2 separate regions of the Homo sapiens genome follow, and region 2 is linked to region 1. A link is an interaction called in ENCODE POLR2A ChIA-PET data of the cell type or tissue named here. Cell type or tissue: HepG2. All regions are shown on one strand. Each heading gives the region's core, and the rest is flanking DNA. Links, peaks and the distances in the headings are about the cores only.

Region 1 (4,360 bases), core at 361-4,360:
AAGGCCGAGTCCAGCTTCCCCAGCTCGGCCCACTCTCAGGTAGAGCAGTTGCTCAGCAGCGCCCTTACTGCTGCCAGCCATCAGTTCTTACCTCTTCCCTGCTTTCCAATTCCTTTGGGAACTAGAAAGCGATTTTTTGGCTGGCAGAAAGAGAGCTGAGTTTTGTAAATTTTAATGCTACTTAAAATCGTTTTTGTCTTAGCTTCCTCTCTTCTGTGTCTGTTCTAGTAACCTGTAACCTAGGTTAAAGAAGAAGGGCCTGTACCTTCTCCTAAGTCACGGCCACTAAAAGTGGCTTGTCTTTTTTTTTTTAATGGAGACAAGGTTTTACTATGTTACCCAGGTGGTCTTAAGCTCCTGGGCTCAAGCAATTCTCCCACCTTGGCCTTCTAAAGTGTTAGGATTACAGGCATGAGCCACTGCATCTGGTCACCTGTCTTGAGAGAAAGGCTCAACCTGTAAAAATCTTTGAGTAAATAAATTGTGCAGTATTGGAGGTACACTTGACATAGCTAGTAAGAATATGAAAACATTTCCAATCAGATTTTCTGCTGAATATATTGACAAAGGAATTTCATATGGGGCTGGAGATCTAGAAGAGATATTGCAGAGAATCCGAGAGGAAACTTAAGAGAATGAAAGGAAGTGTGATAAACAGCACTGAGACCAGTAAAAATCTGGGAAGTCAGAAGTATTGCAGTTGTCCAGGCAAAATTTATAACAAGCTATGGCAACAGCAGAGTGGACTGAAAGAGAAGATAGACTTCATAGGGTTTGTCTCCAAAGCACTTGGTGATTGCCTGAATGTAGAAGACAGGCAAGAATGTAAAAGAGGACTCTCACAAACACAGCTTTCGAACAGTAGACACATTTGCAAAAGAGAAAAAGTTCTCACCACTCCAGGAATCCAAGCAGAAAGTCAACACCCCTCTTATCTGTGTTTACCATAAGAATAGTTTCTTCTCTAGAGGGTAAGTCAAACTGGGTGTCCTCTTTTTCCCATCTGCGTCCAGGATTGTGCCTTTCTATGTGGTAGAGTACGTCTGTGTGTGTATGTGAAATTGTGCCAATTATCAACTTATTGTTTGAGCTTCAAATTCTTGTGTTGCCTGGTCTGTGAAAATGGATCTGGGCCCTTTACGTGTTTCCTTTGCCAGCTGGCATAAGGTTTATCAGTAGAGGGCACCAGAGCAACACTGCAGGGAGAAGGGTCCTCTTTCTTGGGTCAGGTGGCTCTTTCACCAGGTCCTGGAGAGTACCTGTTTTTTTTCTTTTCTATTTTTTTTTTTTTTAAGATAGAGTTTTGCTCTTGTTGCCCAGGCTGGAGTGCAATGGCGTGATCTTGGCTCACTGCAACCTCTGTGAGAGTACCCATTTTTACTCTACTCCATGGCCAGTGAAGTTTTCTCCCGTGCTAAATGCCTGCAGGACACAGCTTTTTCTACCAATTGGCCACCATAGGAGTATGTTTTGTCCAGCTCTCCACTCAGGCACTGGTGGCTCAGTTGGGAGCCTAAACAGCACAGGCCTGTGCCCCAGCCCAGGCCACTGCCATACCCTCTCTGCAGCCTCACTGGTACAAATGCTGGGGGCCCCACGGGACTGGCCGTCTAGCAAGCAGACCACCTGACCTCCTCCTGTGCGGAGGCTTGAGCCTCCCCAGCCCACACTGACCCTCTCCCCAGCTCTAGTGCATGCACACTAGGGCCCCAGTAGCCACTGTTGGGTCTCCCAGCCCAAGCTGTGCACAGAAGAGTACTAGGTTCTTGCAGCTCTCCAGCCTCCATTTCCAGCAGTGCCCACAGCAGCGCCTTGGCCGCCTCCGCTCATCCGCCCATTAACCTTGGCTCCTGTTGTTTCCTTAGGCCTTCCCCACACAGACACCATGTGATCCAGGCCTTGTGTCAACATCAACACCCCAGCTCTCTCTGTATTCCCAATTCCCTCTGTGTACTATTTGCCAGCTTTGGCTTGCTTGTGCCCCAGAGGGTTATTTCTGCTTGCTTAGTGACTGTGGACCAACTCTGGCCTGCACAACCTTCCCCCTCAAACTTTTCTGCTATCCAGTAGGCTGCAACCACAACTCCAAGAAGGACTGAACCCTAGCCTTGGGGAGGGAACCCTCCTTCCAAGTTTATCCTTGGGTAATCCCCCTCAGCTGTAGGATTTTCTTTTTGTATTTACATTTATCTTTGGAAAATAATTTTTTTGGGGGGTGGGGATCGAGTCTTGCTTTGTTGCCCAGGCTGGAGTGCAATGGCACGATCTCAGCTCACGGCAACATCCACCTCCCTGGTTCAAGCATTTCTCCCTGCCTCAGCCTCCTGAGTAGCTGGGATTATAGGCACCCGCCACCACAGCCGGCTAATTTTTGTATTTTTAGAGATGGGGTTTCACCATGTTGCCAGGCTGGCCTTGAACTCCTGACCTCAGGTGATCCGCCTGCCTCAGCCTCCCAAAGTGCTGGGATTAAAGGCATGAGCCACCATCCCTGGCAAAATAATTCTTTAATTTAAATTACTGTATGGTTTCTGTCTCCCTGTCGAACGTAGATTGATACAAGTGTGAAGGTATATGTGTGTGTTTTTAAAATGAGGGAAAAGACATGAATTTTGACTGCATATATTTGGTGAGCCCAGAGATAAGCCAAATAAATAATGCAAGTCAAAACTATTAATTATGAATACTCAGCTGGGGCTGTGACCCTGAATCTAGACACAGAAATCTAATGGTCTACATCAGAGGTTGGCAAACTACAGCCTAAATGCCAATCCTTGCTGATCACATGTTTTTGTGTGGCCTTGAGCCACACAAAATGTAAATGGTCTTTACATTTACATTTACACAAAATGTAAATGGTCTTTACATTTTAAATGGTCGCAAAGAATTTAAAGGATAATAATATTTTGTGACATCTATTTGTATCCATAAATAACATTTTATTGGAACCCAGCCACACTCATTTGCTAGGTATTGAGTATAGCTGCTTCCATGGTACATGGTAAAGTTGAGTAATTGCAACAGAGACCAAATGGCTCGATAGCCCTAAAATGCTCTCTGCCCTTAACAAAAAAAATATTGGAAACTAACCAGTCTTATACATATTTTAAAAAAGTTTGCCCGCCCCTGATCTAGACTGAAACTTGGGACCATTTTATCAAGTAAATACCAGATGAATTGCCTGTTTAATCCCCGGCTCTGAATTCATGACCTCTTTTCCCTTATTTGTAGATTGGCAAACTAATTGAGTTGCAAGGCATCTAGAATAGCCAAAACAACCTTGAAAAAGAAAAAGGAGGAGGATTCACACTTTTTCTGACTTCATATAGATCAAAGGAATAGAATTGGAAGTCCAGAAATAAAACCATGTGTCAATGGTCAAATGATTTTCCACTAGGGTGCCAAGATTATTCAGTGGGGGAAAGAAGAGTCTTTTTAACAAATGATGCTGAGCTAACTGTATATCTACTTAGAAAAGAATACAGTTTGACCCTACCTTATACCATATATAAAATATGAACTAAAAATATATCAAAAATCTAAATGTAAGAGCTAAAACTATAAAACTATTAGAAGAAAACAAAGGGGTAAATCTTCATAATCTTAGATTTGGCAGAAAAGATTTTTCTTATTGCACCAAAAACATGAGCAACAACAACAACAAAAAGATAAATTAGACTTCATCCAAATTAAAAAACTTTTGTACAGGATATTACCAAGAAAGTGAAAAGGCCAGGCATGGTGGCTCATGCCCGTAATCCCAGCAGTTTGGGAGGCTGAAGTGGGTGGATTGCTTGAATCCAGCTTGGGCAACGTGGTGAAACCCTGTCTCTACAAAAAAAAAAAAAAATAACAAAAATTAGCCACCGTGGTGGCATGCATCTGTAGTCCCAGCTACTCGGAAGGCTGAGGTGGGAGAATCGCTTGAGCATTGGAGGTCAGGCTGCAGTGAGCTGTGATCGCACCACTGCACTGCAGCCTGGGTGATGGGGTGAGACTCTGTCTCAAAAAAAAAAAAAAAAAAAAAAACTCACAGAATGGGAGAAAACCTGTATAAATCATATATCTGACAAGGAACTTGTATCTGTAATGTAGAAAGAATTCTTACAACTCAATAATAAAAGTCAAATGGTCCAATTAAAAAATGAGAAAAGGATCTGAATGGGCATTTCTCCAAGGATGATATATAAATGGCCAACAAGCACATGAAAAGATGTTCAACATCATTAGTCATGAGGGAAATGCAAATCAAAACCACGATGAAATTGATAGCACTTCACATTAAGATGGCTTGAATCAAAAAGTCAGATAATAACAAATATGGGTGAAGATGTGGAGAAATCAGAACCCTCATACGCCA
Region 2 (4,394 bases), core at 302-4,301, 140 kb before region 1:
AGCCCTGGATGAGTGATCCATGCAGAAAGGGTTCTGTGGTCAATAAGGACGGAGACACTAGCTTACAGGTGTTACCTCATTGCATGATTCTTCAGAGCCTTTAACAAAGGAGTGTGCATTGAGCATTTCTAAGTGAGATAATGGCAGACAGAAGGGGCAGTACGTCCTAAACTGCTTTAACCACAGAACCTCTCTTTACGGAGTTGGCAGAGGGCTTTGTTTTCAGAAGGTCAGGCATTTGGAAAGAGAACAGTAGATGCACATTATCTCTTGATCTACCTCCTTACATAATTATTTGTCTTTTTATACAATATCTAGTCTCCCAACTAGCTTGACTTATGTATTGAACCCCCAGGCCAATGCTCTGGAGAGCAGAGAGCTCAGTTGAGGTCTGTCAAGAGTCCACTGCAGCTGCTTCACATTTAAACGGCACGTGTAAGTGTATGGTAATTCATCCTCAGAATATCCACCATTACTTATCCTATGGTAAAGTAATCCCAGGTAGTAAGTTATCCATGTGTTAAAAGGGTAGAACTGTGCTGTCGAATATGGTAGCCATTAGCCATGTGTGGTTATTTTAATTGAAATTAAGAACGAAATCCTGTCATTTGCAGCAACATGGATGGAACAGGAAGTCATTATGTTAAGTGAAATAAGCCAGGCACAGAAAGACAAATATTGCATTTTCTTACTCACATGTGGGAGCTAAAAAAGTGGATCTCATGGAGGTAGAGAGTAGAATGAGGTGATCAGAGGTTGGGAAGGATAGAGAGGAGTGGGGATGAAGTACGGTTGGTTAACTGGTACAAATATACAGTTAGATAGAGGGAAGAAGTCCCAGTGTTCCATAGCACAGCAGGGAGATGACAGTTAACAATAATTCATTGTATAATTTCAAAGTTCCCAACACAAAGAAAAGATAAATGTTTAGGCCAGGCACGGTGGCTCACGCCTGTAATCATAACACTTTGGGAGGCCGAGGCAAGTGGATTGTTTGAGGCCAGGAGTTCAAGGCCAGCCTGGGCAACATGGCAAAACCCCGTCTCTACTAAAAATACAAAAATTAGTTGGGCATTGTGGTGCATGCCTGTAGTCCCAGCTACTTGGGAGGTGGAGGCATGAGAATCGCTTGAACCTGGCAGGCAGAGGTTGCAGTAAGCTGAGATGGCACCACTGCACTCCAGCCTGGGTGACAGAGTGAGACTCTGTCTAAAAAGAATAAAAAATAAATGTTTGATGTGATGGATATCCCAGTTACCCTGATTTGATCATTATATATTGTATACATGTATCCAAATATCACATGTACCCCCAAATATGTACAACTATCAGTTAAAAATTAATAAATAAATGAGAAAAATACATGAGAAATTAATTTTCTCAGTTCCTCATTTCAAGCACTCAACGGCCACAGGTGGCTGGTGGCTACTGAAATGAACAGCGCAGACACAGAACGACCTAACATTTCCATCCTGGCAGAAAACCCTCTTAAATGGCATCGGTGATTCACCCAAAGTTCCATGGCCTTTTACAGGCTGGCATGAAACCAGAACTGGAATTCTGGGCCGAGGCCCTCTGAGCAGACTGCCTCGGGAGGGGAGGTGCTCCCGGGCAACTGAGACTCTGCACCTGAACGGCCCGCAGTCAAAGGAGGGTGGGAGGGACATGATGGTGTAGGCCACCGGCAGGAGGCTGAGGAAGAGCACCAGCAGCAGGAGGCCCATGTAGAAGTTGTTGGATCGGGAGGCTTTGAACACGCGTTCATGGGGTACGTTGCTGCTCATCACCGCCCAGCACTGGAAGTACATGGAGGTCAGCAGGCGCAGCACATTAATGCCCACCAGGCCTGGAGCATAGAAGGAGCCCATCCTGGAATGGCAGAAACCAAACACCTGGTTGGCTGGACAGCAGGGAAGGCGAGGGAAGGGTGATAGAAGGAAATGGGACGGATGGGTTAGGGGCATGAGGCCGAGCTGCTTTCCTGGCAAGTCCCCAGGTAAGGGGCCTCCCATTTAACCAGAATATCGATCATCAAGCCAGAACCATGCAGTCCTCAGGAGAGGGAGGCACTCCGAGCATTCCTGGCTTAAGCTCTGGCCAAGATTTTACCACTGACTCGCCCCCAGGCATCTAGCAAATTATACGGTCTCCTGCCTGTTTCTCCTCGGTTTCCATAAAACAGCATTGCTGCTCAGAAGAGTATTTGAAGTCCTTCAATTGAGAGAATTGGACAGTGGCTTGCAGCGAGCCCTTGGCACCTTGAAAGTCTTTGGCTGAAGTTATGTACCTCCTTGAACTCCCTTTTCAGAAGAGGGAGTTCCATAGTTCATTTACCTTCCACCTTCTCTTCCTTCTTTTCTCCCTCCCTCCTTCTTTATTTTCCTTTCCTCCTCTTTTCCTCCTCTTCTTTACTCCTTCCTTTTCCCTTTCCTTTGTCTTTCTTCCTTCTTCCCTTTTTCTTCCCTCTTCTCCTTCTCTCCTGCCTTCCTTCCTTTTCCTTTTCTCCTCCACCAACCCCTCTCCCTTTCTCTCTACTTCTATGGTAGCACATGGGTGGGCCAGAAACTGTCCTGCTTCTCATCTAGTCCCGCTCTTGATTTTTCATGTGAAAGAGGGGAGTTCAGAGAGGCAAGAGGACTTATCTAGCCTCTTCCAACTAGTTAAGTTGCAAAGTCTGGGATTCCAGTTTTTTGACTCCTTGGATGAGGCGATCACCAGATGAAATGGATAACTCACCAGATCATTCCTTGGTTGAAGATCAAACCCAGCACATTTCCACTAATATCAAACTCAGCATATGAAGGCTAGAGAGGGAGGGAGGGAGCGAGAGAGAGAGAGAAAAAAAAAAGCACGTTTGGTGAATTCAGCCAAACCCTACTACCAACCAACTGGCCAAGCCAAGGCCATTCCATCCCAAAGAGCCTGCTCTGGTAACTAGAGAAGAACCTTAGATTTAGCATTCTATTTCTTTAATATGTTTTCAACTTTTAAACAAAAAATTTGACATTCTCAAAGCTGAAACTTTAAAAATGCCTATTTCAGTAAACAAAAAAATGACAGTTTCTATCTTTCAGGCCTTGCAGGCTGACAGCGTGTTCTTGGGAAGACCCTCGCCTCTAACAGAACATTTTATCAACGTTTTAATCAGAAACATACCCTGAAATTATAATCAAGGAGAAATCTAATAAATAATGAAATGCAAATAATTAAATGAGGAGTCAAAAGAAAAGAAAGCTTAAAAACAAACAAAAACCAAATCATCCTTCCAACTCTTCTTTCTCCTTCTCTTCTTCCTCCAGTCTGAGAGCAGTTCACGGAAAGGAAAGCACCCAGCTTGGTTCATATTTTCAGCCTACCTCATTTGCAGTTTTCGTGATTTGTCCGAATATTTGAAAGAACATAAAATCTGTGAGCACTGAGGATATGAGGGTCCTCATGAAGCATGCTAAAGCCCACATCCCAATTTGTCTTCCAGAAATGGAGATAAAGGGAAATGAGAACACAAGAAGGAGAGATGAGAAGTTAGGAAAGAGACAAAGGAAGGGCCAGCATGCATGGATGGAAGAAGGAAACATGCATACATTAAGTCCACGGGGTGAAGTCTTGGATGTTTATTTATTGAGACGGAGTCTCGCTCTGTTGCCCAGGCTGGAGTGCAGTGGCACAATCTCAGCTCACTGCAACCTCTGCCTCCTGGTTCAAGTGATTCTCCTGCCTCAGCCTCCCAAGTAGCTGGGATTACAGGTGTGCAGCACCATGCCCAGCTAATTCTTGTATTTTTAGTAGAGATGGAGTTTCACCATGCTGGCCAGGATGGTCTTGAATTCCTGACCTCAAGTGATCCACCCACCTCAGCCTCCCAAAGTGCTGGGACTACAATGTGAGCCACCGCACCCCCACCCAGAATTTAAATTTTAATATTTTAAAATGTTAAAAAAAACACATATCTACTGGGTTTCATGTCCTACTTAGACAAATCTTCCTCACTCCAAGATTCTAAGTTTGTACATGCTTTCTTTTAGAAATTTATATTTTCATTTTTTTGATGTTTAAGACTTTGATGTGCCTAAAATTAATCTAGATGAAATGAATGAGGGATATAATCCCCCACATTTTTATATAATTTATATATATTTTAATATAATCCTTTCCCCCCAGTGTGTTTGAAAGTCTCCCTTTATCATAAACTAAAGGCCCATGTAGATAGTATCTATTTCTGGACTTTCTATTCTGTTCCATTGACATGTTGGTCTATTTTCTAGTACCAGTTTTAGTTATTATAGCTTTATCATATGTTTTAGTATTATGGTAAGTCTAGTTCCTTTTATTCATCTTTTTATTTTTTCTTTATATACTTTTTGAGACAGGGCCTCACTATGTCGCCTAGGCAGGAA

The links. Peaks named below come from ENCODE experiments on the same cell type or tissue, not always from the same donor. Only the 100,000 strongest peaks of a DNase experiment are listed, where the experiment ranks them.
Region 2: POLR2A ChIA-PET joins it to region 1 with 5 read pairs; 3 of 35 experiments call an interaction of 5 or more read pairs at or near these places.

Annotation. Positions count from the first base shown.
Region 1 is chr20:2,473,718-2,478,077 of GRCh38, reverse strand. No RefSeq gene overlaps it. Among named protein-coding and RNA genes, the nearest start is that of SNRPB, 5.1 kb to the right of the region's middle. In HepG2, for the core only: a CTCF peak has its summit at 1,182 (motif pointing right); DNase peaks (open chromatin) are centred at 1,187 and 1,917.
Region 2 is chr20:2,614,547-2,618,940 of GRCh38, reverse strand. TMC2 (transmembrane channel like 2) reads right to left here. Exons shown (of 20, transcript NM_080751.3): 15 at 2,737-2,804; 16 at 1,630-1,869. LOC105372505 (a long non-coding RNA gene) reads left to right here. Exons shown (of 5, transcript XR_007067502.1): 4 at 356-435. Among named protein-coding and RNA genes, the nearest start is that of NOP56, 36 kb to the left of the region's middle. In HepG2, for the core only: no CTCF peak of the experiment used is centred there; no DNase peak of the experiment used is centred there; H3K27me3 peaks cover 1,270 bases.